2 separate regions of the Homo sapiens genome follow, and region 2 is linked to region 1. A link is an interaction called in ENCODE POLR2A ChIA-PET data of the cell type or tissue named here. Cell type or tissue: MCF 10A. All regions are shown on one strand. Links, peaks and the distances in the headings refer to the core of each region. The heading gives the core; the rest is flanking DNA. Region 1 overlaps LIMCH1 (LIM and calponin homology domains 1). Region 2 has its middle 62 kb from the start of LIMCH1.

Region 1 (12,823 bases), core at 3,256-8,255:
CTGCATTTTATAGATGAGGAACCTGGGGCTTAGACAGATTATGTAGTTTGCCCAGTATTACCAATAAGTGCACAGAAAGGCATGATTAGAATCCAGGTCTTTTTGTGTTTATCTTTGGAAGTATTGCTACACTTGTTTGGTAGTAATAAATAGCTCTTTTTTTAGAAATCTTGTGCTTAAGTGGCATCAGAAAAGATGATAAGTTCATTTCACCTCCCAGGTAATGTCCTTAAAATTGGCAGCTATAGGCCGGGCGTGGTGGCTCATGCCTGTAATCCCAGCACTCTGGGATGCCAAGACAGGCGGACCACGAGGTCAGGAGTTCGAGACCAGCTTGGCCCACATAGTGAAACCCCGGCTCTACTAAAAATACAAAAATTAGCCAGGCATGGTGAAACCCACCTGTAATCCCAGCTATTTAGGAGCCTGAGGCAGGAGAATCTCTTGAACCCAGGAGACAGATGTTGTAGTGAGCCGAGATTGCACCACTGCACTTCAGCCTAGGCGACAGAGCGAGACTCCTTCTCAAAAAAGAAAAAAGCAGCTATGACGGTTACTTAAATGGGCAGTAAAATGGCATTTGAGGAATAAATGGTCAATAGGATCCAGTATTTACAACCATAATTGATAGTGAAATTACAGACTCATCACTAAGAAAGCTTTCCTATCACTTTACAATAAATTGTGTAATCTGAAAATAATTTTAAAACAAAAAGTTATCAAGGTCCAGCTTCAGGAGAGCCAACGTGACAGCTGACCTGATGCACCGGAGTTACAACACAAGAACTGTTGCATTCCCTTGCAATGGTGTGTCATGGGTTTGATCCACATGCACACAGAGTATATGTATTGAAAACAGTGGTGACATAATGTTCTACTTATTTTTGGATCTAGATTTCTTCAAAAACTAATGCGAGAAAAATACTCTAAAATGGATGATTTCTTCTGGCTATCCTTCAGAAAGACTGAATGAGAAAAATATGATGCTGCTAAAATAGGCCAAAATGTTGATGAAATGTCTGTGGATATTGGAGGATATACTCAAATGTAAATTGTCTCCTTTGTCATAAAATAAGGCGAGGCTATAGGTCGAGGTATTGGCAGTTACTATGAATAGTAAATAACCATTGAAAGATTGCTTGACTTTGAAATTGATTGCAGAGATAAACATTTAAAAGTTTTCTCTCAAATTTCTAGACATGTTATTTACCTCTCTATTCAGGTTATGTGGCCCATCTTTGTGCATTGGCAGTCTTATTACATTTTTTCTTCTCTTTTTTTCTCTTTGTGTTTTTAGTCTGTCATTCTCTTGATCTTCTACATATGGTGTAATGAAAATATGCACAGAATGTAATCAAGAAATGTCTCATATAATTAAAAAAAACAATTTAGTGCTTCTTAACATTGTACTAAATAGAAATTACCAACTGAGGGAAACTGATAAGAATTGACTGTGTAAATGCCTACACCCGAACCAGCATAGATATTGTTTAATAATTGGTTTTGTTTCTCATGATAAATAATGCTGCGTGACCTGTTACCCCACTTGAGAGATGCAGGAGTTAGAGATCAAAATGCTCGCTTTCTTAATGAGAAGAGCTCAATTGAAGACTTCGGTCTGTGGCAAGGGTGCCTGCTGCCCTTTTAGCCTGAACGAAGCCAGACTTACCCACTCAGCCACCAGGAAGAGCCCACCATGCAGTTCTCTCCTGTAGGGGCAGCTCCCGTAAAACCTGTAGTATGGAGTGGAAGAGAAAGTGCACATTTTGCCCGAAGTTGGAGGAAGAGGCTTGGCTAAACATGCTCAGTTCCTTCATCACTCAGATACCCCATGAGCAAGAGGGCAGAAAAATGCCCAGGGGTTATGCTAAGGGAGCTTCCTCTACTTGGAAACGCGAAGTAAAAGAATAGGAGGGTCGGCCCTCAACAGTCAATTAGGAGATGAGGCACAGCTGAAATCTAGGACCTGTTTTAAATCTGGCTGAACACATTAGCTATATAGTACCTGTGGTTTCCAAATACTATAGTAAATATATTGTATGTACTCGGATTACTGGAGATGCATTGTCAAAGTAGTCAAGTCAAGGACCATATTCAATATTGAAGTGGGTTTCAAAGATAATGAAACATAATAAGGACTCCAAAAATGCCACTAAAAGCAGATTCTCAATATTAGCTGTGCATCAAATTCACTTTAGTTCACTGAAAAATAACCTGTTGATTAAAATTCTGTTCCTCGTCATCATCAGGAAAGGATTTATGCTTTAAAGTTCCTATGCTATTTAATCTATTTTGCATTTCTCTGGCCATTGTGACTGAATTTCTCTTTCATGAGTAAATAGATAAGACTAAATGACAGCCATTTATAGCATCATTGCTGAGGACACAGCTGAGGGTCTGCCCAGCATGAACCACATGTTTGCAGAATGGTTGGTGGACAGCAGGTCCCAGCGTGGGATATTAGGTATGAGTGTCACCATGTGTCTCAGTAACACAGAACGGTATCCTTGGCAATGTACTCTGTGACCTCCACAAAACATTAGATATGCTGCATCAGCTTGACTGCTGAAAATAGTAAGCCTGCCTGGCACGCATAATTCTGTGGCCATTCTGTGCTTTAACCAGTAGTCTTACAGCGAAGCTCTGACCTGAGGCATTCTGCTTATAGCACTAACAAAACTTTGCTTTCCAAGGGGTTAAAGAAATACTTTCAAAACATGTGGCCTCACTTCCACTTAATTGCTGTAGGGACTCTCTGGTTTCAACAGGAGCCTTTGAATCTGAAGTTTAAGCCTTGCTTTTGTTCTATCAGCCCTCTTTTCCTTCAGTGATATGTTTTGCATTAGCGTTGCAGTGGAGTAGACACTAGCCTGTATTGATTTTGGTTTGCATGCTTATGCTAAGGCAGAGGTGTTAATTTTGAGGAAGAATGAATCCTGGTTTGGACCTGTGCACTTGAGGAAAGGAGGAAATTATAATTTCCACCATCTGTAACAGTGGCCCTGCTCCGAACATTTTGTGGCAAAGAAATGTTTAGTAGGTAGCTCTGGGCGGACAAGAGGGATTCAAGAATCAATAACATTTAGGCAAAGGTTAAAGACAGAAGGATGAATGGCACCGCCCAACAAAAATAGACTGATGAGAGTTATTGGCCATGGGGTGTGACTTGGAGAAACTGTCGTTTAAGGATTGGGGGAGAAAAAGGGACTCAGGAAGAGGACTGAGAAAAAGAAACAGAGAAACAGTGGAAAGTGGAGCATTCTAGCATCCATTTGAAGGAGAGTGCAGAAATAGGAGGTAATGAACTGTGTCAAATGCAGGTAGAGATTTAGCACATTGCAAGAACTGAAAAGTGTCCCTTGGATTAGCAAGTAAGGAATGATTGTTGACCGTAAGAGGATTTGTACCAGATGGTGAGAATTGAAGTCAGATTGTGAGGGGGATCAAACAGGAGGAGAGAAATAAAGACTGTGATTATGATCAACTCTTGTGGGCAGGAGAGCTGAGAAAGAAGAGGAGAGAATGTGTGGCTCAGGGAGCCACACAGTCCTTGGAGGACTGTTCGTTAGGGTAGAAATGTTTTTTGTCTTGTTTATAGGACAAGGAGAAGACTGGTGAGAAAAAGATGAAGACAGAGACAGAGAAGAGAGGGGAAAATAAGTGTGAAGTCTTGGAAGTTAGGAAGGGATGACTTTGACAAGGAAGGAGAGACTTCTTTTGTCCTCGGAGCAGGGGAAAGGAGACGGAACACAGGAGTGTATAAAAAAGGAATGGAGTATTGACAGTGCCGTTTCTGGAGGCCTTGACTTTCTCAGGGCAGCAGCAGGCAAGGATGTCTGAGAGTAAGTGGGAGGGGTGTCACAGAGAGAATATGAAGAGAGAAGCAGGAGGTTGGATTTGTTGTTGAGGGGAATGGGATAAAATTATGGCCTCAGTGAGGACTCAGCTGAATTTGGAAACAATGAATTTATAAGGGAGCCAACATGTTCCACTGGGTGATCAACAGGTTAAAAGTTTGGTGTGAGGTCCAAGAACTAGTGCATTTTGAGGGTGAGCAAGAGCCTGATGGATAATGTGTTCGGCCATGGAATATGATACTGGATTATCTACAGTATCACTGCAGGTAATGACAAGATTCAAAGTGGGTCTCCAGAGTGGTGTGGTGCCTGGCCTCAAAGGAAGGGGAAGTAGATGGCTTTTATAGGGTTTGATGTCAAGGATGTCGAAAACCATTGCCACCTCAGAAACCTTTATTCTTATTAGGTATTTACCAGAGCCTGAAATTCCTTGAGGGGTGCCTTATAGCAAGCAGCCTTTCATTTATAGTAAACTGGAAATATATTTGAGACTGGGGATATTTTAATCTCCAATGATTTCTACCTAAGCGTGAATGAAACATGAAAGGAGCAGTTCTAAGAAATAATTATTGGTTGGTTTGTTGATAGGGGTGGGAGCAAATGGAGAGGCTGAGATGGGCACTGAGTATGAGAAAAAGAAACGTTAGCTGCTGAGCTGAATTCTGCTTTGTCAAACTTTTCTAAACACTGCTCCATCTGGAAATGTAACACAATTAACAACATCTTCACAGATGCAAGACAATGATCTTGCAAGTGCCCCACTCAAATTATTATTATAAGTTGTATAGAGATACACACAGTTCGGGGGTTTAGAAACCACAGAGAAACAAAATTTGACGATTGGCAATACATTGGATTTAGGGGAATTACCATTGGATTTGGTTTTATATTACATTTTAGTGTCCAAGATTGCATATTTTACAATACTAGTTTTTTTTACTTAAGGAAAGAAAATATGAGACATCTTAATACCAAAAGGAAAATTAAGAGTGGAATTTGAGTGATGTGGAATTTGACAGTGAAGTAAATAAAAAGAAGGACCTCTGAGATAAGATTTTCTGGCAGAAAAAAGCAAGGCTCTTAGTAGCAAATTTTAAATGAGTAATGGTCAAGGAAAATAACGTGAAACAGATTCTCTCATAAGCTTGGATGAGAAAACACAGAAAGGAATAATGCAAGGTCAGGCTGAAATGAACTGTAATTAGAGTCTGTGAAATCGCACAACCAGAGTATTGTCACATGGTGTTTGTGTTTTGATTTCAGTATCTTGGCAGTTAGATAGGACCTAGTCAGTAATTCTTAGGTGGGTTAAGAACTTTCTAGACATAAGGCAACGGGAATGAGGAAACTGAAAGAGGAGTCAGACGAGTGTTCAGAGGAGGCAGGCACTTCCCAAAGGCTACTGCTATTCAGTGACATCACGGAAGTACCTAATTTAGAGGTTCTTAGATCCTCAAACCAAGATATGGTTATCTACAGGAATGGGACAGTTTCTGCATTAGGGGTTATGTAGATAAGGAAAATCTCCAAGTAATGTTAGCCAGTGTAGGACTTTCAGATCTTCTCCAAACCAATGTATGGCAATCAGCCTCTCCTACCAAAACGATGGCTTTGAAGTTTACTGTCGTGTCTCCTCTTTCTATGCACCAGTGGTGATGCCAATAAGCAGTGAATTTTCAGACAACAGAAGGCAAGAGAAAAATAGTCCATGTCTAATTGGCTTGGCTGTCACTGGAAAAAACCAATAGCTGAGAAAGTCAACAGCATCAACAATCAATTTAGAAAATCTTTTTTAAAAAATCATTGCCATCTTTTTCTAGATTTAACTATGATATGTAATCACTATGTAAAAATAAAAATTAAAAAATATATAAAGGGGCAAATAAAATCATGCATAGCAGTCCACTCAGAGACTGTTAGCATTTGGTTGACATTCCTCTAGTAATTTCTCTGTATGTTGATATGTATGTAAATGACATGGTTGAGGTTACACTGTGCATCACTTTTCCAGCCTTCATTTTCCCTGGACCTTGATCATGAGGACTTCCGTATATTGTTAAGTATTCTTCGCAAATGCTATTTTGATGGCTGTATACCCTTTTCCCACATCAATGTGCAATAAATTGCTTAACTGCATTCCTGTTGCTGGGCATTTGGGTGGTTGCTATTTTTAAGCTACTATAAATCAACTTGTGATGAGCAATACTGCACATAAACCTTCTTTTTTTCCTGATCATTTTTTAGGACAAATTCCCAGCAGTAAAGTTGCTAGATCAAAGAAAACCCACATTTTTAAGGTTTTTGAGACGTGTTGTCAGGTCCTCCTCATAAAGGTTGTAATACACACTTTGCATGTGTAAAGTATTATAAGGGACCCAAGGGGAGATACTGGATTATAAAAGCCAATGGCTATTAGGTCATTAGCTTAAAGAGCTATTTTTAAAGTTCTGTGTCCTGGACCTTTGCCATAAGCTCCCGTCTATAATACAATTAGGAAGACAAATCTCTCTTATATGCCATCTGTGAGGGAATTTGTGCTAAATTATTCAAACAAAACTCTTTCCTATAATGCAAACTCAGGCGGCAGGAAATATCATGGGTTTTGTTGAACTAGGTTTATTCCAGGCAGAGCTTAAGTACAGAATCAGGTGGGATCTGGCAGGGGTCATCAAGTAAAAGTCTCAGAAAGATAAAATGTGTTGAAGGTGTGAAGAGGACCATCTTGATTTTGACTTATATCCTTGAAGATCCCCTCCCCTCCCCTCCCCTCCCCTCCCCTCCCCTCCCCTCCCCTCCCCTCCCCTCCCCTCCCCTCCCCTCTCCTTTTTTGAGACAGAACCTTGCTGTGTCGACCAGGCTGGAGTGCAGTGGCACAATCTCAGCTCACTGCAAGCTCCACCTCCCGGGTTCAAGTGATTCTCCAGCCTCAGCCTCCTAAGTAGCTGGGATTACTGCCACCACACCTGGCTAATTTTTTTGTATTTTTCATGGAGATGAGGTTTTACCATGTTGGCCAGGCTGGTTTCAAACTCTTGACCTCAGGTGATCCACCTGCCTCAGTCTCCCAAAGTGCTGGGACTACAGGCATGAGCCACTGTGCCCATCTCTTTTCATATTTTAGGATCCAGACTCATCCCTGGGAGACAAGCACAGGCTACAAACCTATCAGCTTAACCATCATCCCTGTCATTGTTTTAATGTGTTGAATGTAAGCTATTAAGACTTCAAATGTGGCTCGAGTATTCTATTACGCTGTTTGCTTTTTGCTTTCTGGAAAACATTTATGAGACTGTGTAAGGGAGCGAAATAGGTTGGGCACTTGGGGGTAGGTTTAAATCCCATCTCTACCACTTGCTGGCCGTATGACCTTGGAGAAATCATTTTACCACTCTGAGCTTTAGGTTTTAATTTCCTCATCTGTCAGTTAGGAACCACTGAATTCATCTTGGAGGGCTGTTGTGAGAATGAAAAGAATAATGTCTGTGAAATACTCAGCACAATTTCATTTCTATGGCTTTTTAAATCCTACTGATGCACTCCCAATTATGTGAAATCACACACCCACACACACACACACAATTTATTGAGGCATATTTTGAAGTAGCAAATGATTGGAAACAACCTGTAACCTCTAAATATCTATTGGTAGAAGACTAATGTAATTATTCTGACTAGTAGCTGTTGTTACCATGTTAAGTATGAAGACACTGACCAGATAGCATTTTTTTAAAAGCATCGCTGATTTTTAAAGGCATTGTGATTGAGAAAGTGCTGTTTTACCTGTTAGCTCTGTATTATTTCATCAGGTATGGTTTGAATGGGTAAATATCTGCCTCACCGCAAATGCAATCATTCAGTAAATATTTATTATGTGCCAGCATGGTGCTATAGTTTCACAAACCCATTACAAGTTTGAATTTTTTTAAACTGGATTCATTCAGGGGTGTATTCTTTTGGAAATAATTTTCAAACACTGTTTCATCATGCGGATATGACATTCTTTAGAAAGTGCTCATAGAAATCTTCTGTCATGTTTGAGAACACTCTGTACTTAGTTTGTAACTACTTGGCATACAAATTTATATGATTGTATATAAAGCTCATATCAGGCGCATCTTGTGAGTAGTAGGAAGATGTTTAAGGTTAGGGCCTAAATATATGAGATTTTTAAAACACATTTTGGCAAGTGTGGGTTTTATTTTTTATATGTGAAAGGAGCTGTGTCTTTTTTTCCTGGAGCTTAAATACATGAAGCAGGAATGTATCTGGTGGTAGTAGATATTTGCCTCTTGCAATGTTGAGATCGCACAATTCTAGCAGATACTCCCAGCCTGTTGATCTTATAGGAGATTCCCCTATACTTTGGGCTTCAGGTCCATCAGCTGTAATGGCCACAGTTGGTACTACAATAGCTGCCTCTAAGTAGAAGAATAACCTTTTTGGAACTATTTGTTCTCCAAGAAGAAAAAAGGCAGGTTTCTATCAGCCATTTGTTGTCATTTATTGACTTCAAATGAAAACTAACTTGCCTAGTTGGACAAAAAGAAGAATGTGTAAGATATAAAAAGGGGATGGGATGCTCACAGTGACATTAATAAGCAATACATTTACAAAGTGTTTGTTAGTTCACCGTCTGCATAACCTGTTGATTTGTGCATATTTCTTGTGAGGTTTATGTTTGTTTTTGAACTTCTATTTGTCCAAATACATTTGACTTTAATTATTTCCAGTCTTGTGTTTCTGTATGTGTTTATGATCAAGAATGCTTTAAACTTGCTCAATATACATTTTTTCAGACTTTTTTTAAATTTCAAAAGTAACTTATTGTTTTATCTTATTATAAAGGCAATACTTGCTTATGTCAGAAAAAATGAAAATGGTGACAACCTTTAGGGAGGACAATTTGGAAATACCTATCAAATTTTAAAAATACAGATATCCTTTGACTAAGCAACTTCTCTTCTAAGTGTTATAATTTACAGATACACTCCCATTTATGTGAAATGACATGCATAAAGAGGTTTTCATTGCAGCATTTTTGTGGTAGCATGTGATTAAAAATAACCTAAGTGTCCATCAACAGAGAAATGGTAAAATTAGTTGTGGTCATTTATGGTTAGGATGATCATTCATCCAGGTTTGGCGGGGACAGTCTTTGTTTATGTCTGTTCTGCAGTAGTTAGGAATAGCATGCTCTTCCCTTTCAAAAGTATCTTGATTTGGCCAGTAAATTTTGTGTTTAGCCTAATTTGAGTGTAGTCTTACTATGGAATGCCATATAATAATTTTTTTAAATGATGGCATTCTTTATCTTATCTTTGACTAATTAAAAAAAAAGCAAGATGTACCTACATTGGGTTTTAAAATATTAAAATATGGAGGAGGATGTGGAATACATATAAGGAGATTCATAAGCAGAATTGACTGTTGATAATACACTGATATGCAGATTTTCTTCAGTAGGCCCACTGCATCTGAGCGTTCTGCATGTGCAACCAAATGCAGATAAAAAAATACAGCATTCCCAGGATGTTAAGCCCTCACGTATGGAGGGCCGACTTTTCCTATAGGTGAGCTCCACAGGGCTCACTGTGGGACTTGAGTACACATGGATTTTAATATACTTAGGGGTCCTGGAACCAATTCCCTGCATGTACCGAGGGATGACTGTACACCAAATACTTCTGGAAATACGTATAAAAAACTGAAAATATTAGTTGTTTTAGGGCTTGGAATCTTGGTGGCTGGAGACCAGAACTAAAAGGGAAACTTTACAGTATACCCGTTTCTGTACTTTTTTAACCATGTGAATAAACTACCTATTAGGAAAGCCCAGAATTTTAGAAAGGGAGGAAAAATTATATATCTATATAGAAAAACAACTTTAAAATTATACATCCTAGTGTTAACAGTGCTTATTCCGAATAGTTCAGTTGCAAGTGATTTATTTATTTATTTACTTTTTGAGACAAGGTCTTGCTCTCTCACCCAGGCTGAAGTGTAGTGGCATGATCACAACTCACTGCAGCCTCAACCCTTTAGGCCCAAGTGATCCTCCTATCTCAGCTTCCTGAATAACCGAGACTACAGGTATGTGCCACCACACCCGGCTAGTTTTAAAATTTTTTGTAGAGATGGGGTCACCCTATGTTGCTCAGGCTGTCTTGAACTCCTGGGCTCAAGCAATCCTCTAGACTCGGCCTCCCAAAGCACTGAGATTACAAGTGTGAGCTACCACGCCTTGCCACAAGTGATTTTTTTTATACACATCTTTTTGAATATTGGCATCATTTGGACTTCAGGATTAAACTTCTTCAAATTATTTTAATGCCTAACATAAGCATATACCAACGTAAGTATATACCATAATAATTTCCAACATAAGTGTATACCATAATTCTATTTAAGCGATCTCTTGTTGTTGAACATTCATGTTGTTCCAGTTTTTCATTTTAAACAATGTTGCAATGGGCATTCTTTCATAAAAAGCTTTGTGAATGTCCATTTGTATTTCTTTAGGATAGATTCCTCAAAAAAGTGTATCTGAATCCAACAAATGCCAAATCCTAAGGCTTTTGGCACCCATTTCTATACCAGCCCTACAATGCTTACTGAATTATTTTCATGTATATCATTTTAAGATGACTGGGTAATTTATAAGGAGGTTTAATTGACTCACAGTTCTGCATGCTGAGGAAGCCTCAGGAAACTTACAATCATGGCGTAGAATGAAGAGGAAGCAAAGCACATCTTACATGGCAGCAGGAGAGAGAGAAGGGGGAAGCACCAGACACTTATCAAACAACCAGATCTCGTGAGAACTCTCTCATTATCATGAGAACAGCGTAGAGGAAACTGCCCCCATGAGCCGATCACCTCTCACCTGGACCCTCCCTTGACATGTGACGATTACAATTCAAATTACAATTCCAGATGAGATATGGGTGGGGACATAGTCAAACCATATCAATTTCTAAATCACTCTTCTAAAATATAGTATAGAACCAATTTACACCCTTGATAGCTGAATCTGAGACTGTCAACTTCTTTATATCTTCCCAACACTGGATCTTATAATTCTTATTCATCTTGGCCAATTTGATGGGTAAAACTCTTTCTCTGCTGTTGTTTTAATTAGCATTAAAATGTTTTTGGGGAGTAGGCCAAATTTCCCCCCACACATTTATTGACCATTAGTATTTCTTCTTTTCTTTTCTTCTTTTCCCCCTTCCCTTCCACTCCCCTCCCCTCCCCTCCTTTGATAGGGTCTCACTTGGTTGCCCAGGCTAGAGTGAAATGAAGTCATAGCTCCCTGTAGCCTTGAACTATTGGGCTCAAGTGACCCAGTAGCTAGGATTACAGGCATGCAAACCCACACCTGGCTAATTTTTAAATTTTTTTATAGAGACAGGGTCTCACTATGTTTTCCAGGCTGGTCTCAAACTCCTGGCCTCAAGGGATTCTCCTGCCTCAGCCTCCCAAAGCGCTGAGCTTACAAATGTGAACCACTGCACCCAGCTCTATTTATATTTCTTATGAATAAAACTAACAGAAGAAAAATGTGTGATTTTTTTTTTTTTTTAATGGGACCAAAACCTTAAAAGAAGGTTCTGGGAGAATGGAGTAGCACATATCTTGGCTTTCTTCTTTTTGCCAGTCAAGGTGCTCAGAATAAGAGCTGTTATAGAAATGTCAAGTGTAAAATGATTATGTAAGTCTACAGGCCAGCTGCTAGGTTATATCTGACTTTGTACCTCTCAATATCAGGGCTGTTTACCACCTCCTGTTCCGTAAGAGTCTGGCCTAGTCATTGAAATTGATCGGGCATAATGTCACCACTTCTGATCCTTACGCAGTGGCATTTACTGAGGCAGGAAAGGTCTTAAAAGTTAATTGCAATTTTCTGAATTATTTTAACTCACAATAGCTTGTTGCACCCTTAAACATGAGATGGGGGAATCATTTGTGTTAGGATGGTTTTACCTTAATCTGCTTTTCAAATGGCACACTGTGTCAGATGTCTCTTGACATAGTTGTGCAGTCCATCTGGCGTACAGACGGTCATCGTTAATGTAACAGTGATCCGCATCATGTATATGTGTCTAAACATCAAACAAATCAAACTCTTTTGATGTCCTTTTCAATCAGTCTTTAGTTTCAAAAATATTCTTTACACTGCTGAGTGTAACAGCAAAATTGCTTTAAGTCTTTTCTCTCCTCCCCCACTGTACACTCAGTGTTTTAAGGAATTTAAAACACTTAACTGCTTCAGAGGATGCATGATAGGGGATGATTGCCTTTCTCTGGTATCCTCTTGGCATGTGTAACATACATGTAGCGGTCTGTTTGTTTCTCAATGCTTCATGGTCTGTGGTGCCTGACAAGACCCAGTCTCCATTTGAAGGCTTTTCTGTTGCTTACCAGGGCTGCAGAGGAGCTGCTTTTTAAGGGCAGTATTTCAATAGTTAACTGGGACTTTGGGGAGGCACAGCCTTCGGGGAGGGCACCACCAGGCTCATTTAATTTTCACTAGTAATGTGGTAAGGCAGGCAGGTACAATTTACATTTGACACACAGGGTAACTGAGTTCCAGGCCTATGCATGGAGGAGACAGGATTTTAAAATTCCAAATCTCATGGGTTTTCTCACCACATCATGTGAGGTGTCCTATAGAACAATCCTTAAGTGAATGCGTTTCGTGTCCGTTTTCAAAGATCATGGTCAGTGTATAAAAATAGACAGTTAAATGTCCATGGAACGTGTACTGTCCCTCTCCTTCCCCTGAATCATGGCCACAAAGAAATCCTTCAAAAGATCAAAGAAAATGGAGATATTGAACAGGTCACACTCTGTGATCATGATGCAATGGGTATAGAAATAATAACAAGAAGGCAATTTAAAAAATTTTACCCACTTGCAAATTATGAAACACACTCACTGATAACCCTGGAATCAAAAAGAAAACC
Region 2 (12,823 bases), core at 3,017-8,016, 98 kb before region 1:
TGGAATCTCTCTCTGTCGCCCAGGCTGGACTGCAGTGGCACAATCTCGGCTCACTGCAACCTCTGCCTCCCGGGTTCAAGCAATTCTCCTGCCTCAGCCTCCCGAGTAGCTGGGACTACAGGTGCCTGCCACCAGGCTCAGCTAATTTTTGTGTTTTTAGTAGAGACAGAGTTTCACCATATTGGCCAGGCTGGTTTCAAACTCCTGATCTCGTGATCTGCCTGCCTCTGCCTCCCAAGGTGCTGGGATTACAGGTGTGAGCCACCATGCCTGGCCAAGATTTTGTTTTTGTTTTAAAGCAGTCAGGCTCATCTTTGAGCATAATTATGGGATTTTGTGTTCATGGATAATAACTGCAGTGGCCAAGGTTCTTGAAGGAGGCAGAAGGAGGAAAGGAACATCCAATGGGCACCCCTTACTTACCCACTACCCATGTATCAGTTCACCATCCTCACTCTTCACCTTTTTCTTTCCTCAAACCTCCAACACCATTCTTCTTTTAGCTTTGTCAACGGATCACTTCTAAAAGCAACCTGAAGAGAACTGCTCATTTCTCACCAAATTTACTATCTGCCCTGCATCTGTACCCATTTACTCTGTCTTCATTCCTTTGCAATGGATGATCTCTCCCTGCTCGTGTGTAAGGCTAGACCTTACCCTTGTGATCTACATCCTTTCACCCATTCAGAGATTTGCTCTTTGTTCCTGCAATTGTCATTTCTCTCTTTCCTATGTGAGGGACTTCTCTTTCTCTACTGGGTCATTCCTTTAGTATGTGCCCTCTCTACACACCCATCTCCAGCTACTTCTTTTCTACTCATTCAGAGAGTTGACTATGCTATTCCTCCTTTATCCACTCCAGTGTACACTTCTCCTCACCATTCTGTAGAAATTGCTCATGTCAAGGTTACCTGTGTCTTCTATTGCCCCAGATCCAACAGACAATTCCCAGTTCTCATCTTACACAACCCCTTAACAATTTGGACTATTAACCACGCCTCTTCTCTTCAAACATCTTTTCTCCATCTTTTCTGACTTAATGGTTGGCTGGCCCTAGGATTCAGTCCTTGGACCTCTTCTCTTGCACACTCCATGCGTGATTTCATCTAGTGGCCTCTGACCGCATATTTCGTTCTCTCTCTTATTTCTGTCTCTATTGTCTAGGGCCTGGGTTGAAAGGACTTACTTGAAAAGAAAGAGAGGCGATTCTTATGGAGAGGTTAAAAAAGGAACTACAAAGGTTAGGGAAGTTACTGGTAGCTCCCAGGATTTTGAAGCATAATTGTTTTTGTGTCTGAGGATGCCAGTCTTTCCAAACTAAGACTTTTTTTTTTTTTTTTTTAACATAGATGGAAGACTAATCATGTCTAGAGGTTGGAGTTTTGAATTGTTAGTAGAAATCTTAAAATAGTCATGTGAAAAATAACAGAAATTGTAGAATAGCAACAGTTAGATCTCAACTCAGATTAACAAATACATTTTGAGCTATCGTGTTAGCTTTAACTTACTAACAAGAAAATATTTTTGTATTAAAAATTATCGTGCTAGTCACATTGTGGTGAAGTTCAACTACTATGCATTATGAGTGTGGGGGCACAGCAGAGCTTTGCTTTAGAAGCTGACTCACCTTGAACTGATTTTAATAAAAGCTTGAGGATGGTGGAAAGAGCTGGGTGGAACAATGCTTAATATTTCAAAGCAAGGACTTGAAAATCTATTTCTGCTTCTTAGTAATAGGATCTCTGAGGTTCCAGAATTATTTTTGAACTGGTTCACTGGCTCTTGGAGGCCCTGCTGCCCCACGTCCATGGCACCGATGAGGCTCTTGCCGTAATTGCTTTTCCACCTGGCATTTGATGAAAATTGGGGAATTACTTGGTCATATAGCTAAGAAGTATCCAGCGTTTATCCTCCTAGAGATTGGATTTAATGGCCAAATGGCTGGATTTGGCCGTGTCCATGTCTCAGAGCTGCTTAATTGTTAAAATTCCTGACTGCTGTGTTCCTCAATTCAGTTTCAAATTAAAAAGTCAAGTGTGTGTGTTTTGTATCTGTATTGTGAGGCAGGCTGTGATCTACCTTTTTGACTTACTCATTCCAGCCATGTATGTTTGTTCCTGGAACTTCCTTTAGCTCTGCACACACTCTTTTCTTCCTGCCCATCTGAGCTCAGCACGCCTTTTTGGAAGCCTTCCCTCTTTAATACCCTACTCTCACCGGACTTGTTTCACTTCTCTTGAACATCTACACACAAGTGCACTTGTTACTTTTCTTTCCTTAACTTTTCTGTAAACTGGGTGCCTTATATGGTGTGCAATTTTAATTCCTTTATGGTTTAAAAGATTCTGCACAGGGCAAGCACATCTGTAGGTAGTGTTGTGTGGGTAGTATTGCCCTGTAAGTCCACGTTTTCTTTCTTTCAAGAGAAGCCATAAAGAAACCATTTGTTGTTTTTGCTTAAATATTAGCTCTTCAAATTTTTAAATTTTGGTGGCTTATGCACATTTTTTTAAAGTACCATGTGTGCCAGTACAGCAAAGGCCAAACGACACATGTAGGCGCCTGTTTGGCGCCTGAAGCCATGATTTTGCCAACTCTGCAGAAAGCCAGTTCCTTCCCTCCCTCCCTCCCTCCCTGCCTCCCTCCCTGCCCCTCCCTTCCTCCCTCTCTTTCCTTCCTTCCTTCATTCCTCTCTCTCTCTCTTTCCTTCCTACTTTCTTCTTTTTCTTTCTTTCTGACAGGGTCTCACTCTGTCACCCTGGCTCGAGTGCAGTGGTGCCATCACGGCTCACTGCAACCTTTGCCTCTTGGGCCCAAGTGATCCTCCCATCTCAGTCTCCCAAGTAGCTGGGACTATAGGTGCATGCCACCACACCTGGCTAATTTTTGTATTTTTTGTAGAGATGGGTGTTGCCATGTTGCCCAGGCTGGTCTCAAACTCCTGGGCTAAAGCGATCGCCCACCTTGGCCTCCCAGAAACCCAGTTTCCTAAGGCAAGTTCCACAGAACACTGACCCCACCCATTGGATAATTTTCCTGCAAGGTAGTCTTGGTTAGACAGATTGGGAAACAGTATTTTATCCCCCTCTGGAGAATCTCATTAGCATATTGTTGGCACTGAGAAGTTCAAAGTTAAAAAACAAAACAAAACTTTTTTTAAAACGCAGGATTCCCCAAGCTTACTTGACCATGGACCCTTCTTTCCACATCACATCTCTTAACATCCCATGGAGCTAGGATTCTGCAGAAAACACTTTGGGAAATGCTGCTGTAAGCCTTTTTTTTTTTTTCTCCTCGGTAGGCCAGAGAATAAATGCGAAGGCCAATCTCCACGAAATAATAATGTAATTCCATTCAAGACAAGAGGTGAAGAACAGATATTGCCTCTGCATTTTAACTCCTCCCAGTGCCATAAAATGACAACTTGGTAAATGTTGATGTGAGTGTGAATCTTTTAAGGACCTGCCAATACCGAGAGTGAGAAGAGGAAAGGTGTGTGCTGTTTACTGCATGTTCTTTGAGATGTTAGTTCTGTTTCTTTGACTTTGCTCAGGTTTGTCATTTTGTGCAATGGTACATCCTGGTCCCATCACTACCAACGTGTTGCATAATGGATGAGGCTGAAGAGACCCAGGCAGCAGGCAGCAATTTAACAAAACAGAGAAAGAACAGAGCTGTTGATGGTTGGAAAATGCATTAGTCTTTTCTCTCTTTTACAAACAACAGATCCCTGTGTCAATCAGTAGTAAAATAGCAACTGGTCTGTTTTGCTGGTTCTACTGATCACCTCCCTTGCAGTGTAATCAAGAGTCTAGTTCAGGGCCTTTATCTCACCCTGATACAAGAATCAACTGAAAATGGATTAAAGACTTAAATGCAAAACCTGAAAGTACAAAACTACTAAAAGAAAACATAGGGGAAAACTCCATGACATTGGTCTGGGCAGTGATTTCTTGGATATGACCCCAAAGCACAGGCAGCAAAAGCAAAAATAGACAAATGAGATTGCATCAAACTTAAAAGCTTCTGCACAGCGAAGGAAACAGTTAACAGTATAAAAAGACAGCCTACAGATTGGGAGAAAATATTTGCAAATCATACATCAGATAAGGGGCCAATGTCCAAAATATAGAAGGAACTGTAATGACTAATTAACAAGAAAACACATAACCTTATTTTAAAAATGGGCAAATGGCAGGCACAGTGGTTTACGCCTGTAATCTCAGCACTTTGGGAGGCTGAGGCAGGGGCATCACCTGAGGTCAGGATTTTGAGACCAGCCTGGCCAACATGGAACAACCCTGTCTCTACTAAAAATAAAAAAATTAACAAGGCACGGTGGTGCGCCCCTGTAATCCCAGCTACTCGGGAGGTTGAGACATGATAATTGCTTGAACGCATGAAGGGGAGATTGCAGTAAGTCAAGGTTGCACCACTGCACTCCAGCCTGGGCAACAGAGTGAGACTCTGCATCTCAAAATAAAAATAAAAACAAAAATGGGTGGTCAGGCGCGGTGGCTCACGCCTGTAATCCCAGCACTTTGGGAGGCTGAGGCAGGTGGATCACAAGGGCAGGAGTTCAAGACCAGCCTGGCCAATGTGGTGAAACCCTGTCTCTACTAAAAATACAAAAATTAGCTGGGTGTGGTGGCAGGCACCTGTAGTCCCAGCTACTCAGTAGGCTGAGGCAGCAGAATCGCTTGAACCCAGGAGGTGGAGGTTGCAGTGAGCCAAGATCGCACCACTGCTGTCCAGCCTGGGCGACAGAGTGAGACTCTGTGTCTCAAAATAAAAATAAAAATGGGCAAAGGACCTGGATAGACTATTCTCAAAAGAAGACACACAAATGGCCAACAGATATATGAAAATATGCTCAACACCTCTAATCACTAGAAAAATGCAAAATAAAACCACAATGAGATATCACCTCACACCTGTTAGATTGGCTATTATCAAAAAGACAATAGATAACAAACATTGGTGAGGATCTGGAGAACGGGAACCCTCATACACTGTTGGTGGTATTGTAAATTAGTATAGCCATTTTGGAAAACAATAGGGAGGTTCCTCAAACAACTAAAAAATAAAATTATCATATGCTCCAGCATCCCACCAATGGGCATATACCCAAAGGAATTGAAATCAGTGTGTCGAAGAGATGTCTGTGTTCCCGTGTTGACTGCAGCACTATTCACCATAGCCAAGATATGGAAACAACAGAGTGTTCACAACAGATTAAAATGTGGTATATATACACAAAGGAGTATTATTCAGCCTTAAAAAAAAAAGCCAGGAAATTCTGTCATTTGGACAATATGAGCGAACCTAGAGGACATTGTGCTAAATGAAATAAACCAGGCACCAAGAGACAATTTTCAGGAGTTTAGTGGAGACCTTTGCTTTTGTTTTCTATTGCCTACCTGTATCCAGGAAATCAGAAACAGCCATCTGAAAGGACGCTAGTTTACATTATTCAAGTACTTGTGTCTTTCTATAAGATGTTGACTGTTTATAAATAAGAGTATATGCAAGTTTAGAAGTATCTGAATGTTTATATAGTTACATGCTTTGTTTTCAATCATTATTTGATAAAATTCTCCAATTTCATGAATATTCAGAAATTATAATACAGTTGGAGCACTGCAATTGGATTAACTCTTAGTCCTATAATGTATGTCATACAGACTGTGAGTTTGCAGTAGGGGTCTGGAGCCAGTTCATATGACTGGGGAGAAGGGATTGTGTCTGTTTCTTCCCCACTTTGCATTCAGTGATATCAGGTTGAGCATGAATTCAGCTAAGGTGGGAATGTTGAAACCACAGAAGCTGGCAAATGCTGTACATTAGGAATCTCCCTATTCCCATGAGAACTGGTTGTTAAACAAACATTTTAGAACACCCTTAGTCCTAGGTCATTTCTCAGGATGACTTGATTATAAAGAATGTGGGAGTTGAACAGTGAGGACACATGGACACAGGGAGGGGAACATCACACCCTGGGGCCTGTTGGAGGGTGGGGGGCAAGGGGAGGGAGAGCATTAGGACAAATACCTAGTGCATGCGGAGCTTAAAAACTAGATGACTGGTTGATAGGTGCAGCAAACCACCATGGCACGTGTATACCTATGTAACAAACCTGCACATTCAGCACATGTATCCCAGAACTTAAAGTAAAATAATACAAAAAAAGACATTAAAAAGATTTTTAAAAATACAATCAAGGACCTTTTAGAACACAGTGAGTGTTTTAACAATAACACAATTGCCTCTTATTTATTTATTTTTAGAGACAAGGTCTTGCTCTGTCGCCCAGGCTGGAGGGCAGTGGCATGATTATAGCTCACTGTAACCTTGAACTCCTGGGCTCAAGTGATCCTCCTGCCTCAGCCTTTCAAAGTGCTGGGATTCCAGACATGAGCTCTCACACCTGGCCCTCACAATTGCCTTTTATATCTTTATTCCTTTCTTCATTTCCCCAGTCTTTTGGTTAATGGTGTTTAAGCTGATGTGTGGCCACAAGGTCCCATTGTTTGTTGGTTGGTTGGTTAAACATGATTCTCACCTATTAGTTTCATAAAGAATAACCTTGCTTTTTTTCCTGTAATTTCAAGAGGATAGTCCAGTTTTGCATTGTTTCCTTAGAGTTCTTGGTAATACCCTGGAGACAGCACTTGTTCTTCATTGCTGTGGGCGTTGTTCGTGGAGGTGGAGGTAAGGAGAGCCAAATACAGAGCCTGAGCAAGGTTCACTCCTGTGCAGGCCAAGATGGCTGCTGCTGCCTCTGGCGGGGCAACACCACACTCTGCATCAGCAATGCTCAGTGATGAATGGCATTTTAGTGGGCTGGGTTACCACCTGCTGTCTGTATCACAAACCAGCCAAAAGAACAGATTTCCTGCCATAATACATTATTTATAAGTCTAAGGAACCAAAGGAAGATAAGTAGGGAAATATTTTGTTCCAAAAATGCCTGATGGTATTAAATGAGGCATCTTGTCTTCCTTCCTTCTGTTCCCCTCCACCCTCCCTTAATGGATATGTATTTTCATTCCATAGGGGACTGAGTTGTATATAGGATTATTTCAAGCTGGATTCTTTGGGTACTTGTGATGATTTTTTAAAAACAAAGATAAAAATCCAGGGACCTGACAAAGATTGTTATTATTTCACCCCTTTGGTGTTGAGTGAATTGACAATAAATGCACAGATGTGTTGATGTTTTTCTGGATTTGGGGGTTTATTTTCTTATTACACATTTTGAGGAAAAGGCGCATTGAAGAGAGCAGAAGGTGTCATAGGCAGTGGAAGTCTGATCTTTCTTTGCAACTCAACTGATAATAGGGGGAAATCAGCAACATATTTAGACAACATGGCACACTGGCTAGGAGGGCAGGTCAGGAGCCAGACTGCCCAGCTTAGAATCCTGGGTCTGCCACCTGCTAGCTATAGGAAATTGGGCAAATTACTTAATGGTCTGTACTTTTGTTTCTTCATCTGGAGACCAGGGATAATAATAATGCTTATATCCAGGCTCCTGATAGCCCACTGAGCACTTTTGTGTAAATTAGAAAAGGCAGCTCCCCAGGGTGGACTCTATGGGCTTGGGTACAGACAGTAGCTTTATGTGAATTAGGAAAACAGGACTCTTCCTTCAGAGGAGTTTGCGTGGTTTAGCAAAGAGAGCTCAGGCTGGGTGTTCCCCCCACCATGACAACCTGTGTAAGCAGCTGTGGTAGCTCTGACTACCACACCGGGTGCTGAGGAGTAAACGAGTTGATGAAGATTCAATAAAAGATGCTGTTATTATCATCATCATTATTTTGAGGTGACAAGCTAGAGTAGAAGAGGGTTCAGAAGAGCCTGTAGTTTCGTGCAGAGTAATCTTAGAAAATGAAGCAATTTGCTGAAAGCCCTTGGTTATTAGCAAAACTGTGGCTAGAACACAGTTGTCTTGACTTTTGGTTTTTGCCAATCCTGACTAGGCGTTGCTACACAACTATGTGATTCAAACAAAAGGACCATTGATAGAGGATAGGGGTGAGGGGCACTGCGGTCAGTCCCAGCCCCAGGTGCCACTGAGAGCCATTCAAATAACAAACTCTTAGAAGATGATGGGTTTTCCTCCTAAAACCAAACAGTATATATGTTCCTTTGTCCAGGATTTAAGTGTTCATTTAAAAATATACCATGAAGTAGGCATGTGGGGATCACAGCTACCACCTTAATGGTGGACTTGAGGAATATTAGTAGATGAAGATGTATTTCTGTAATATTTGAACTAAACAGCTCTTAAAAGTAGCATTTCTCGCCACAGTGTTTTCTGAGTACAACTAAGTGGAAAAAAATACCTTTGTTTCTTATAAGAGGGAAAAACAAGGGAGTTGAGCTACTGTGCAAGTTAAGCTACATTTTTCCAGTTCCCTGTAAAACCTATTTCATTATAAAATGTAACACAAGTACAGAGAATTACATGAAACAAATACATAGCTTAGCTAATTATTGAAGGTGAACAGTCTTGTAATGACTACTCAAATCAAAAATTAGTATTTTACCACCCTGGAAGCACATTTGTTGCTATCCCTCAATGATCACTCCTTCCCTCCTTCCTAAAATCCTCTTCTCATTTTCCGTTGATCACTTCCTTGCTTTTCTTTATAGTTGTGTTGCCCAAGTCAAGCCCTTTTAAAGGATAGGCTGATTGAACTGTGATCATTCTGTCTTTATGCTGAGCATTTCACCATGTTTTATTTTCATTTGGTAATCTAATAACTTGTTTGGGTGAATTCTATTAGTTTCCTAACTTGAGTTTGATGCCTTTTTAAATGCCAAGAATTGGTGACATACAACAGTTTTGTGGTTACTTTGGATTCTTACCTAAAAATTATCCAGTTATTAGAATATCAAATAGTGAAATCGATCACTTCATCAGACAGCTCTACAACTGTTACAGGACTGTGTGTTCTTGGCAGAGCCTCTAGTTCTAGTTCTTTGCCTGAACTCAGGAAGCCAAGGGGCTCAACCCCTTCTTCCTTCCCATCCTCATTGGTAACGTCATGTCGATTTGATGGCTAGTATGTGCCATTTCTATGTAGTAAGCAGATGAAGAGTGAGTTGAACATAAATGTAGTGACCAATAGTGAACTGGCAAATGAGTGTCATTAGTGAAAATAAATATGAAAAACTCCTAGAAATTAATGAGGTGGCACTGGACAGGTTGTTGACCTGAGTATTTTCCCTGGGCTGTTGAACTACTTTCAGCCCTAGCCCCCAAACATTTTATTGTGAATGTGTTGAAACATTCAAAAGAAAGAAAAAGAAAGGGAAGGGAAGGGGAGGGGAGGGAGATTGGTTCAAAGAGACCCATATACCCACCACCTAGTTTCAACAATTGTTAGAATTTTCTTTATTTGCTTCCTACACACACATTCCACTCTACTATTTTTTCGGTCATTTCAAAATAAATTATAGATGTCAAAACCCTTTCCATTTATTTTAGTATGCATCTCCAAAGTGCAAGACCATTCCTTTATATAACCACCATGCCATTATCACTCTTTTTGTTTGTTCAAAATAGTATTTCACTTGGTCCTCCAGGCTAGAGCACAGTGCTGTGATCACAGCTCACTGCAGCCTCCAACTCTTGGCTCAAGCTGTCCTCTTGCCTCAGCCTCCCAAGTAGCTGGGTCTACATGCATGTACCACCACACCCGGCCAAATTTTTTTGTTTTTTTATAGAGGTGGGGTCTCACTGTGTTGCCCAGGCTCGTCGAATTCTTGGCCTCAAGCAATTCTTTCACTTCAGCCTTTCAAAATGCTGGGATTACAGGCGTGAGCCACCGCGCCCAGCATCACTCTTAATAAGGTGAACAGTGATGCCCTAATATCATCAAATGACCAGTATATATTTAGCTTTCCCCAAATGTGCCCAAAACATTAATTATAAATATTCTTTTAAACTAGGATCTCATTAAGGAGTATACATTGCAATTGGTCATTATGTCTCATAAATCTCTTATCTAGAATAGCAACCCCTCCACTTTTCTTCATGACATCAACTTTTTGAAGTCCAGTTCTCTTATACAATGTGTCATTTTTTGGATTTGCATAACTGTTTCTTCATAGTCTCATTTAACCCAGATAATGTGTATAGGAGGTTATCACATGGGCTTCCCCGTGTGATTTTGTGCTCAGCACTTACCAACCCAAATCCATCGTTGAAGTGGCAAATTTGCCTCAACTAGATTTTCTCTCCGCTGGGCAGCTTTTCTGAACAAAAATTGCAACCACCTGATTTAGACACTCCAGTTATGGATTTTCTTCTCCTTAAATATGAAGCTTGAAAAAAAAATAGAACTACCATTTTTGCACACTCAGTAAGTACTAAGTGTCCTATTAGATGGTTCCTACCCATGATTTCCAACCTACAGGTTGGACTGTTGTCAATCAGACTTCCATAACCATCTTTTAAAGGAAGCAGGCTCAGAGATGTGAAGCCATTTGTCCAGTTCCCAAGTGCCAGACCTGGAATTGGAATGTAGATCTGCCTAATTCACAGGTTTTATACTTCATTATGCTGAAGGCTAGCTGACAGATGGACTGATTTGCCAAAATTAGGCAAGAACTGGCCGGGTGCAGTGGCTCACTCCTGTAATCCCAGCACTTTGGGAGGCCGAGGTGGATGGATCAGGAGGTCGAGAGATCGAGACCACCCTGGCCAACATGGTGAAACCCCGGCTCCACTAAAAATACAAAAATTAGCTGGGTGTGGTGGCATGCATCTGTAGTCCCAGCTACTCGGGAGGCTGAGGCAGGAGAATCTCTTGAACCTGGGAGGCGGAGGTTGCAGTGAGCTGAGATTGCGCCTCTGCACTCCAGCCTGGAGACAGAGTGAGATTCCGTCAAAAAAAAGCCAACAACTAAAATGTTTATTCAAGCAGCAACATGATACCCAGGTAACAATAACACTGTGGTCAAAGCACATCTCTGCTCCTGGAAATGGAGGCAACCCATGTAGCCTACGAGCTCTCCACTAGTCCATTTTCTTTCTAGACTCTTCCTTCTCTCTGCTCTCAAGTCAGTTACTAAGGCTTTATGCTGTGGTAAAGCTCATTTTGAGTGTTGTCTGTCTTTCTGTGCAGCTTCTGTTCTTCCTTTTTGCAAGGCAAGGGCAGCTTAAGGATGTGCAAACACAGTTTTGCTAAAGCCACTCGCATGTCTCCGGACTGACCCATTTTCTGCATCTAGATCATACAAGGGCTCGATCAGAGGATTTAATGCTCCCAGGATGCTTTTGAGCATCGGCTGTATTCTTAATTAGATTTTTTTTTTTTTGTAGACTCTGTCAGTCTGTGTCTATAAACAGTACCTTCTGGTTTTCTGATGACATGATGAAAATATAAATGGATTCTGCAGATTGCATTTTATTTTCCTCAATATTAAGCACTCAGAGCTGGTGCTGGAGGGAATTATGGTCGGATAATGTTGATTAAATAACCTCAGGGCTGGACTTCTGTGCTGTTTCTTTGCCAACACAAACTGAATAGATATAGGGAACTATTGTTATTAAAGAAAGTGTAGCAGTGTAACTGCCACAGGAAGAAGAGTTGGGCTTCAGAATGCAGCATGGTGGGGCGGTGAAGCCCTGGGCTGGGTGAAAGGAGAACTGAGTCTGGACTCATCCTTGCTGCTAGCTAGTTATATGACCTTGAGCAAGTCACCTGATTTCCAGGACATTATTTTCCTCATCTGTAAAATATAGGGGTTGTGCGTATAACCTGAACTTTAGCATAAAGAAAGGACATAGATGGATCTCTAGAAAGATCCCTGGATGCTGTGTGGGAGGTGGCCTGTGGAATGGCTGGAGTGGAAGCAGAGAGATCCCTCAGGTGGCAACTGCAGTTGTCTGGCTGAGAGATGATGGAGCCTACACTAGTGTCATAGCGTAGAGACAGAGAGAAAAGGACAGACCTGAAATATATTTTGGGGGGAGAATGTTATTCTTCTTGGTGGTTTGAATGTATCTCTGTGTTACTCGGGGAGGGAGATGGTAGTGCTGTTCATTGATATGGAGGAGACCAGAGGTGGAACAGGTCGGAGTAGGGAACAGATGTTAAGACTTTGGTATTGATCTTAGTGTGAAATAGTTGTTTTTTTTTTTTTTCTTTTGAGACTGAGTCTCTCTCTGTCACCCAGGCTGGAGTGCAGTGGTGCAATCTCAGCTCACTGCAACCTCGGTCTCTTGGGTTCAAGCGATTCTTCTGCCTCAGCCTCCTGAATAGCTGGGATTACAGGTGTGTACCACCATGGCTGGCTAATTTTTGTATTTTTAGTAGAGATGGGGTTTCGCCATGTTGGCCAGGCTGGTCTCCAGCTTCTGGCCTAAAGCAATCTGCCTGCCTATGCGATCTGCCTGCCTTGGCCTCCCAAAGTGCTGGGATTACAGGTGTGAGCCACTGTGCCTGGCCTGAAATAGTTCTTAGGTACCCAAGTAGAGATGTTGACTAAGAAATTGGATACTTGATTCTGGACCAGAGGTCAGTACTACATGTAAAAATGTGAGTTATCATCATCTGTGAGCTGTAGAGAGCCATAGGATTGGATGCGACTACCCGGGGAAGGAGGTAGGGGTGGTACAGAGAGAAGAAAAGAGATGCGAAGAGAGGAGAAAAACGCCTGCAATTACAGCTAGGAAGAGAATGACATAGAAGTCCCTAAGGCTGTGGAGGAAGGAGTATTTATGGAGAAAGGAGAAGGAAATCAGGAATGTCTGCTGGTGGGGAAGACTGGGAGAGGCAAGGGATCCAAAATGGAGGGAGAGGGTGAC

Evidence for each region. ChIA-PET counts read pairs that join two places held together with the same protein. Peaks named below come from ENCODE experiments on the same cell type or tissue, not always from the same donor. Only the 100,000 strongest peaks of a DNase experiment are listed, where the experiment ranks them.
Region 2: POLR2A ChIA-PET joins it to region 1 with 5 read pairs; 3 of 35 experiments call an interaction of 5 or more read pairs at or near these places.

Annotation. Positions count from the first base shown.
Region 1 is chr4:41,567,626-41,580,448 of GRCh38, forward strand. All of the region lies in intron 1 of LIMCH1 (LIM and calponin homology domains 1), which reads left to right. LOC105374423 (a long non-coding RNA gene) reads right to left here. Exons shown (of 4, transcript XR_001741667.2): 1 at 1-12,823. Among named protein-coding and RNA genes, the nearest start is that of LIMCH1, 36 kb to the left of the region's middle. In MCF 10A, for the core only: no CTCF peak of the experiment used is centred there; DNase peaks (open chromatin) are centred at 5,986 and 7,766.
Region 2 is chr4:41,469,704-41,482,526 of GRCh38, forward strand. It overlaps a transcript of LIMCH1 not described here. Among named protein-coding and RNA genes, the nearest start is that of LIMCH1, 62 kb to the right of the region's middle. In MCF 10A, for the core only: no CTCF peak of the experiment used is centred there; a DNase peak (open chromatin) is centred at 5,818.